Regions from separate parts of the Homo sapiens genome. Here region 1 is linked to region 2. Evidence: chromatin contacts called from ENCODE Hi-C data. All regions are on one chromosome and are shown on one strand. The core of a region is the stretch at or near the end of the contact, and the rest is flanking DNA. Distances in the headings are between cores, read along the strand shown. Region 1 holds the start of NR1D2 (nuclear receptor subfamily 1 group D member 2). Region 2 holds the start of TBC1D5 (TBC1 domain family member 5).

Region 1 (3,758 bases), core at 1,027-3,526, 6.2 Mb after region 2:
CTCCCAAAGTGCTGGGATTACAGGTGTGAGCCACTGCGCCCTGCCAGGGCTCACTCTTGACGTTGTAGGTTCTAGTTTTGACAAATGTGTAAAAACATATATTCACCATTATAGTATCATACAGAATACTTTCCCTGCCCTAAAAATCCTCTGTGCTCTATTCATCCCTCCTTCCCCTCTAGCCTTTAGTAACCACTGATCTTTCTACTGTCTCCAGTTTTGCCTTTTCTTCCTTTTTTTGAGACAGAGTTTTGCTCTTTTTGCCCAGGCTGGAGTGCAATGGCGCGATCTCGGCTCACCGCAACTTCCGCCTTCCGGGTTCAAGCGATTCTCCTGCCTCAGCCTCCCGAGTAGCTGGGATTACAGGCATGCGCCACCACCCCGGCTAATTTTGTATTTTTAGTAGAGATGGGGTTTCTCCATGTTGGTCAGGCTGGTCTTGAACTCCTGACCTCAGGTGATCCACCCGCCTTGGCCTCCCAAAGTGCTGGGATTACAGGCGTCAGCCCCCGCGCCCAGCCCAGTTTTGCCTTTTCTAGAATGTCGTATAGTTGGAATCATACAGTACACAGCCTTTTTAGAGTGGTATCCTCTTTTATGATTTCTTTTCTGCCTTCTAGACTGTTCATATTAACCTCATTTTACCTGTGTAGAAGTAGATGGTAGTTGATACATGAAAAAGCAAGCAAGCTACAAAGCGTGGCCTGGGGAACTCTTCCATCAGCATCACATGAGGGTGATAAATTCCAGAAGTAGGGAAGAATAGAGGGCTACCGTGATTAGGGAACTGTGTTTAGAAGGGTTTGGGTATCAAGACAGCCTTGGAAAGAGAAGCAGGACCCACATCTGTGCAGGGCGAAGCAGGTCAGGTTAAGTCGTTGAATTTTTTCAAAGTGTAACACGAAGCCATTGGAGGGTTTTCAGCAGAGTAATCAGATCTTATTTACATTTTAAAAATAATACTTTGACTGCTGGGGAGAAGTGACTGTAGGAGGACCCAAGAAGCACTCTCCTAGTTAGGGAACCAGAGCAGTAGCTGAGGCAAGAGATAATGGTTTGCTCTAGCAATACCAACGGTGAGAAACAGGGATTGAACATATTTTGAAGGTAGAATAGCTCAGACTTGCTAATGGATTGAATGGAGAATAAAAGGCTGTGAGAGTGTTAGGAGAGAAACATAATTTTGCTGGCTTCAGGAACTTGCAGATTTACCAAAACAGTAAATATTGATATGGTGAAGAAACCTGGGGGGTGGGGAAATAGGGTGTTGCACATGTAAATATGTCTTCCACGTGACATTTTCCCCACCTTCTATAGTGAAGAATTTCAGAGCAAACTGGAAAGAGTTTTACAAGCAACACCCATATCCCCATCGCCTAAGTTTAACATCTTACCATATCATCTATTCATGCCTCTATCAGCCCATCTTACTTCAGTAATGCGTTTAAATTGCGGGCATCAATGCACTTTCCTCAGAATTCACCTCAGCACGCATACAATTTATGTCTAGCTTTTTTCTTTTGATCTAAAATTTACATTCAAGGTGAAACGCCCAGATCTTGACTGCACATTAGCTGAGTTCGGACACACGCGTACACCCGTCTAAAATCTGAGATGCAAAAAAGCGGCATAATCAAACGGGCTGCTGGATGTAGGAATCTGGAGATTAGAAGAGAGGTCTTGGCTTGAAATATAAATCTGGGAATCACAAGAACATAGGTCTACTTAAGCTATGAGATTGGATAAAATCACCTAGAGGGTGCAGAGGGAAAGGGAAGGGTCTGTGCCCTCAGAGACCAGCGTTTGGAGGTCGGTCGGGTGGGAGCGGGGGGTGGGGGTGGGGGGCGCAAGGGTTGAGCAAGCCCGAACCAGCCGGCCCAGCCGGGGTCCTGAGAATCACCCTTGCTCGGCGCCAAGCCACCGCTTTGACCTAAGAGCCACCAGGTTGGGGGGCAGGGCGTGGAGAGGACTCCCGGCCAGAGGCGGGAAAGGCAGCCGGGAGGAGAGGAAAGAGGAGGAGGAGGGGAGGAATATGCGGCGGAGGGAAACGGAGAAGAGGTTTACGGCACGGAGGGGAAAAACGAAGGAAGAGGAGGGGCTCGGCAAGGAGAAGGAAGGGGAGAAGGGGGAAGCGCAGGAGAAAAGGGTAGCCGGGGAGCCGGGAAGCGGGCGGGAGGGAGGGGAGCGGCGGGGCGGAGGTCGCCGCAGCGGCCGGCCGAGGGCGGGCGGAGGGAGGGGGTGTGTGCGCGGGTCACATGGTCGCGGCTGCCCTCCCCGTCAGCCGCCCTCGCCGCCGCGGTGCGCTGGCTGCAGGAAGCCGCCGCGCCGCCGCTTTTGTTGTCAGGGACCCAGCGAGGAGCGCCGCTCGCCGGCCGCCGCCACCCTCTCTCGCTGCAGCCTGCTGTGCGCTGCACGGCCTGGGGCCCGGGAGCCCCGCCCGCTCTGCCCATGAGGGGGCCCCGCGACCACCGCTGCTTCCAGCCCGGGGCGGCGCGGCGCTGAGGCGGCGGCGGCGGCGCTGCCCCCTCTGCGGGAAGCGGGCGGCCCCGGCCGCCTCCGCGAGGGCACCATGGAGGTGAATGCAGGTAAGAACCGGACTGCGGCGGGTGGGGGATGGCCGGAGGGAGCGCTCAGAGCCCGCGGGGCACTTTGGGGGGCGGCGGCAGGGGGTGTCCCCATGGCCGGTGGGGCGGGGTGGGCTGCTGCGCGCCGCGTGTCCGCCTCTGGCTCGGTTCCCATCGCCCCCCGGGCCGCCCGGCGCCCGCCCTCTTGTCTCCCTGCAAAGCCGCAGCGCGGCCTGCCGGCGCCCGGCCCGGCCCCCCCCTCACATGGCCCGGCCGCGCGAGCCACGTGCGCGCTGTGTTTACGTTCGGCGGCGCGCGGGCGCCGGTTGGCTGGGCGGGCGCGTGACGCGGCATTACATAATGGGCGCTGAGGCGGCGGCGGCGGGCGGGGACACGTGAGGCCGCTCGGCTCCCTGACCCACATTCCCCGGGGCCGCAGGGACACGTGGGGGCGGGGGCGCGCGCGCGCGCGCTGGCTGGGAGCGCCGCAGCCTCCCGGGAGGCTCCGCCCCTTTGGAAGCCTCGGGGCAGTGACGTCGCCGCGATTCCCTCCTCCCCCGCGGGGTTGCACACTGCGGAGGAGGCCGCGCGTGCGCGCCCGCTGAGCCCCCGCGGCGGGGCGTCCCCGAAGCGGGCGCTGACACCGCAGTGCACCGGACGCCGCACGCTCTTTTCGCGAGGTGACCCCAAGGCGCGGACCCCGCGCAAACCAAACGAACCGGCGCCTGGGGAGGCTGGTAGCTGCATACCTTGCAGATTCCGAGGAGGAAGTGCAGGACGAGGGCGTGCTGCAGGCCGGAGGAGGCGCCTCGGGGAAGGCGTGGGGCTTTCCCGAAGGGATACGCTCGAAGGAGCTCTGAGGTGCTTCGATCCCGAGCGACTCCCCGCAGACTGGGTAGCACCGCCCCTGTTAGGATGCCGTCTGTTTACAAAAAAAACCGTTTGCTCTAGGACGCGACCTGTCTCATACACACACAGTCTTAAAAACTGCTTCCAGATCCCTTCGGGCTGGAGTTTTCCAGTAAACGGGTCACACCCGCAGCTGAGCGTGCAGCTCACGTATGGTCAGGATGACTCAGGTGATCATAGGTGACTCCAACACCATATGTAAGACTGGACATTCTTCATTTAAATTAAAAAAAAATTAACCTGTGGGTCGCTGACTTTTCCTGAATCTGATCAAGAGAATTTGGC
Region 2 (3,863 bases), core at 475-2,974:
ACCATACAGCATACAGACACAATATTTGCACTCTTCCTATCCCCTCCCCTGGAATCCAGACTCAGCCTGCTCACTCTGAAAGCTTTCTCAGTTCATCCTGCCATTTGCCCCTTCTCCCAAGCCACCTCTACACCCGGGGGTGAGTTATTAAAAAGAACATGTTTATTGATAAATACAACACTTTATTTATTTGCACACAAGTTATCCACTTCCTTGCTACTCAAAGATAGTCCCTTGTCCAGCTGCACATGTTATCAGAAATGTACAATATCAAAATGCACCATAGGCCTACTGAACCAGAAAATGCATTTTTAATAAGAGCCCCAAGTGATTCCCACCCACATTAAGGTTTGAGTGTTCTGTGATACTGCAGATAGCTGTAAAAATTAAAAATGCTCAAGTTTACAAATGAATTCAGAGATATGGTATGAAAAGTACCAAGACACGGAATCAGAAAAGCCCAAAGAGAAAAACCAATATATAAATGAATTTCTTTGCCACCGATAGCAAAGGCTCATTTTTCAACAATACCTATTTATTGCTTCCTGCTTTAAGTATTTTGTGCAAGAGCACAACACTTATAAAGGTTTACAAAAGAATTACCGGGTCTAGAAATTCCAGGCAACCTGGTCCAAACGTGTGAAACCTGCATGTTAAAATCTTAGGATTTTGTCCAATTCAGAGTTGACAAATGAACTCTTTCCAGAAAGTTATTATTCGAAAAAAACCTACAGGATGTTAACTTTAAACACAGATTATAATTCCTGTAACTAAAACGAGTAACTGGTATCGAACAAATTCTAGGTCACTTGTAGAATCGAATCTTGTAGTGAAGGTCTGTGTGTTTTTCCAGGAAAAGTCGGGGTGGGGAGCGGGATTTGCCCTCCCTGCGAATTTTTTTTTTTTTTTTTTTTTTTTTTTTTTTGCTCTTATCCTGAAAGACCTCCGTTTCTTACGTGTGAATAAACTTAAGTCGTACTAAATCCAGGTCACGGTTCCCTTCCTCAAAAGTGAAGTCAAGGCTTCTCTCTTCTAAAGACTATTAAGGTTTGAGGATTCAGGGCCCGTTTCGCTTCCGGCTAGGGAAGGAAGCGTGCTTCCCGGGGCCCAAATGAACATGGAAATTTACTAAGTAGGAAGTTGAGCACTAGTCCAGCCGCCAGGCCCTGCCTTTACTGCAGTTGGCCTTCCAGTCTAGACCCCGACCTCCTGGGGCAGGGAAAGCAGGCAGACTGCAAGCAGCCACCCCGCCCAGCTCGCCCTGCCCGCCCTGCCCGCCAGGGAGCTGAAGGGTCCACCCCTCCCGCCATCCACCCCCGACGCCGACTCCGAGGCGCACAAACGGGGGGCGGTGCGGCAACCCGTCCGCCGTGGCGGCGGCACCCTCAGGCCCTCCCGTGAGAAGGCGGCGGCGGCTGCGGCTGCAGCAGCGGCGCGAAGGGGGGCGAAACCTGTCCTGAGGCTGAGTGGGAGGCCGGGGCGGGAACGACTGCATGTGGGGCTGCACTGGAGGAAGGCGGAGGCGTTCAGAGGGCTTGGGCTTTTTTACGATCATCATCATTATTTTATTTTACCTGTGGCGCAGAAGGGCTCCCCAGCTCCTATTCCCTGAATCCTCCTCCTCCTCCCCTCCTCTTTCTCTCTCTCTCCCTCAGTCTGCAGGGCGCTCGCGGAAGCGGCCGGGCCCGGCCCGACCTGAAAGAGAACAGGGCGGGAGGGGGTGGCGGCGGTGACCAGCGGCCACGTGACCACGCTCGCGCCGTAACGGCGGCCGCCTCCCGCCGCGCGCCCTCCCCGCGCTCCACCTCTAATAACCTCGCGGCCCGCGCGCCTGGGAAGCTCGTGCGCAGGCGCCCGCACGGGACCTGAAGTCTGCGCGCGAGCGCAACGCGCTCGCTCTCGGGTCCGGGTTTCTGGGGCCCGCGAGGCGCGAGAAGCGAGTAGGTGGGGAGTGAGCCGCGGGCAGAGCTCTCCTTGGCTGAGCCGGCAGGCTGCTGAGCGCATGCGCCTGAGGGCTTTTACCCCTCCCTTCTCTCCCTGCTTCCAACCGGCGCGCGGCTGGAGGCTGGGAACCAGCTCCTGGGTCTTAGTCAGAGGTTCACATCCACCAACTATCTTCCCAGGGTTGGACTGAGAAGGGGAGCAGAGGGTCCCAGGGACTCTCCTGAGATCCTGGCTCTCCTGCCAAGGAATTTACATTTCCTTGTCACAGGTAAATGGCCTTCCATGCCACATTTTTCTGTGGCTGAGTAGGCTTCTAACTCAGCTCATCTGTCACTTTCTCCGTGAAACTTACCCCTGCCTACTTTAGAGGAGTCACTAGCACTTTGTGCAGACCTACCTTGTAGTACAACCCATAGAAAGATAAAGGTTAGGAGTTATTTTTTCACAAGCCCACAATACTAGACTGTGGTTTCTATCTTTATCTCATAAACTTGGACAGGGTCTTCAGTGTTGTAGTATCTCCCTAAACGTCTGATGACTATCAGAACACAGGGAATGTCTAAAACTTTTATCGTTGCCCTTGGTCTCTGCATAATCATGATTTAAGATCCCCTTTAACCCAAGCACGTGGGAAGGTGGTGTTTGTTTCCCCAGTATGAAAGCCTTTAAATCATAATGTTAATTAGAGTGGTAAATGCTTCACTTAGTAAAAGAGATTTATGGTATTTTATTAGCTTATCTTCACAAAGAGCTCCAACGAAAATTGATACTGTTTAGTCCAGAAAAGGAAACCAAGTCAGAGAAAGGTCAGATTTCTGAAGGTTATCTAGCTTCAGAGGAAGATGCCTGTGTGGGAGACCTTTGTGGACAAACACCCCACTTCACACAGAGATCCCTCTTTTTCTGTTGCCCCTCTTTCTGTTGCAGAAACTGAACAGGTTAAGTTAGTGCCTGTGGCCAGATTTAATCCGGCCAGATTTATTTATTTATCAAATAAATAAAATGTAAAAACTCCCTAATTGGGAGTTCTGGCTAGACCAGTCATCATCACTGTTAGACTGGTGAATACTGAGATGATAGTCAAGAAATGGGGCTAGCAACAAAATGACAGAAAATCCTGGGATGAATGTATATGAAGAAATAGGATTAACAGAGGCTTCTGAGAAACTAGGAAAATGACAACCCTCAAGATTCCATTCTCAAATGTTTACAAAGCTGTTGGACTCTTTTCTGCATTTACCACTGTATACACCCACAGACTGATCCCACCTCATAGTTTCAGCTACCACACAGGTTATGCTAATGGCATCCCATTCTAAATATTCAGCCCAAGATTCAGACCTTGTGGTAGACTATTTTCTTATGGCACACAATTAACTGTGCCTCCCAGTATTCATGCCCATGTATAGTCCTCTGCCCTTGAGTCTGGGCCGGACCTGTCACCTGCCTTAAACAATCAAATATGGCAAAAATTACTCTCTGTCACTTCTAGGCCTAGGCCTTTAAAGACTTTGCAGGGCCAGGCGCGGTGGCTCACGCCTGTAATCCCAGCACTTTGGGAGGCCAAGGCGGGTGGATCACGAGGTCAGGAGATTGAGACCATCCTGGCTAACACAGTGAAACCCCGTCTCTACTAAAAATACAAAAAATTAGCCAGGCATGGTGGCACACGCCTGTAGTCCCAGCTACTCGGGAGGCTGAGGCAGGAGAATGGTGTGAACCCAGGAGGTGGAGGTTGCAGTGAGCCGAGATCGCGCCACTGCACTCCAGCCTGGGCGACAGAGTGAGACTCCGTCTCAAAAAAAAAAAAAAAAAAAAAAAAAAAAAGGCTTTGCAGTGACAACTTTGAACTTTACCAGAGACTCATGGGAAACAGAAATAGTTAAGAAATCCCACCACCTTTTTGTGTTCTGCGAAAC

The links. Hi-C counts contacts between places; a loop is a spot of excess contacts on that map. Pooled maps may share reads with other maps.
Region 1: a map of CD8-positive, alpha-beta T cell shows a loop between it and region 2 (31-fold over the local background). The contact joins the promoter of NR1D2 here to the promoter of TBC1D5 in region 2. A Hi-C loop is called at or near these places in 1 of 168 maps with a recorded cell type or tissue (CD8-positive, alpha-beta T cell), 1 of 37 single-sample maps with no recorded cell type and 8 of 50 pooled maps.

Annotation. Positions count from the first base shown.
Region 1 is chr3:23,943,010-23,946,767 of GRCh38, forward strand. It overlaps NR1D2 (nuclear receptor subfamily 1 group D member 2), which reads left to right and starts at 2,277. Exons shown (of 8, transcript NM_005126.5): 1 at 2,277-2,585. The coding sequence starts at 2,570. It overlaps LOC124909354 (a long non-coding RNA gene), which reads right to left and starts at 2,171. Exons shown (of 2, transcript XR_007095845.1): 1 at 646-2,171; 2 at 1-71. It also overlaps a transcript of NKIRAS1 not described here. RefSeq lists silencers at 2,141-3,330, 2,827-3,368.
Region 2 is chr3:17,740,907-17,744,769 of GRCh38, forward strand. It overlaps TBC1D5 (TBC1 domain family member 5), which reads right to left and starts at 1,725. Exons shown (of 23, transcript NM_001349074.2): 1 at 1,575-1,725. LOC105376975 (a long non-coding RNA gene) reads left to right here and starts at 2,038. Exons shown (of 2, transcript NR_135536.1): 1 at 2,038-2,212. RefSeq lists silencers at 1,212-1,411, 1,642-1,951 and enhancers at 1,411-2,114, 2,072-2,141.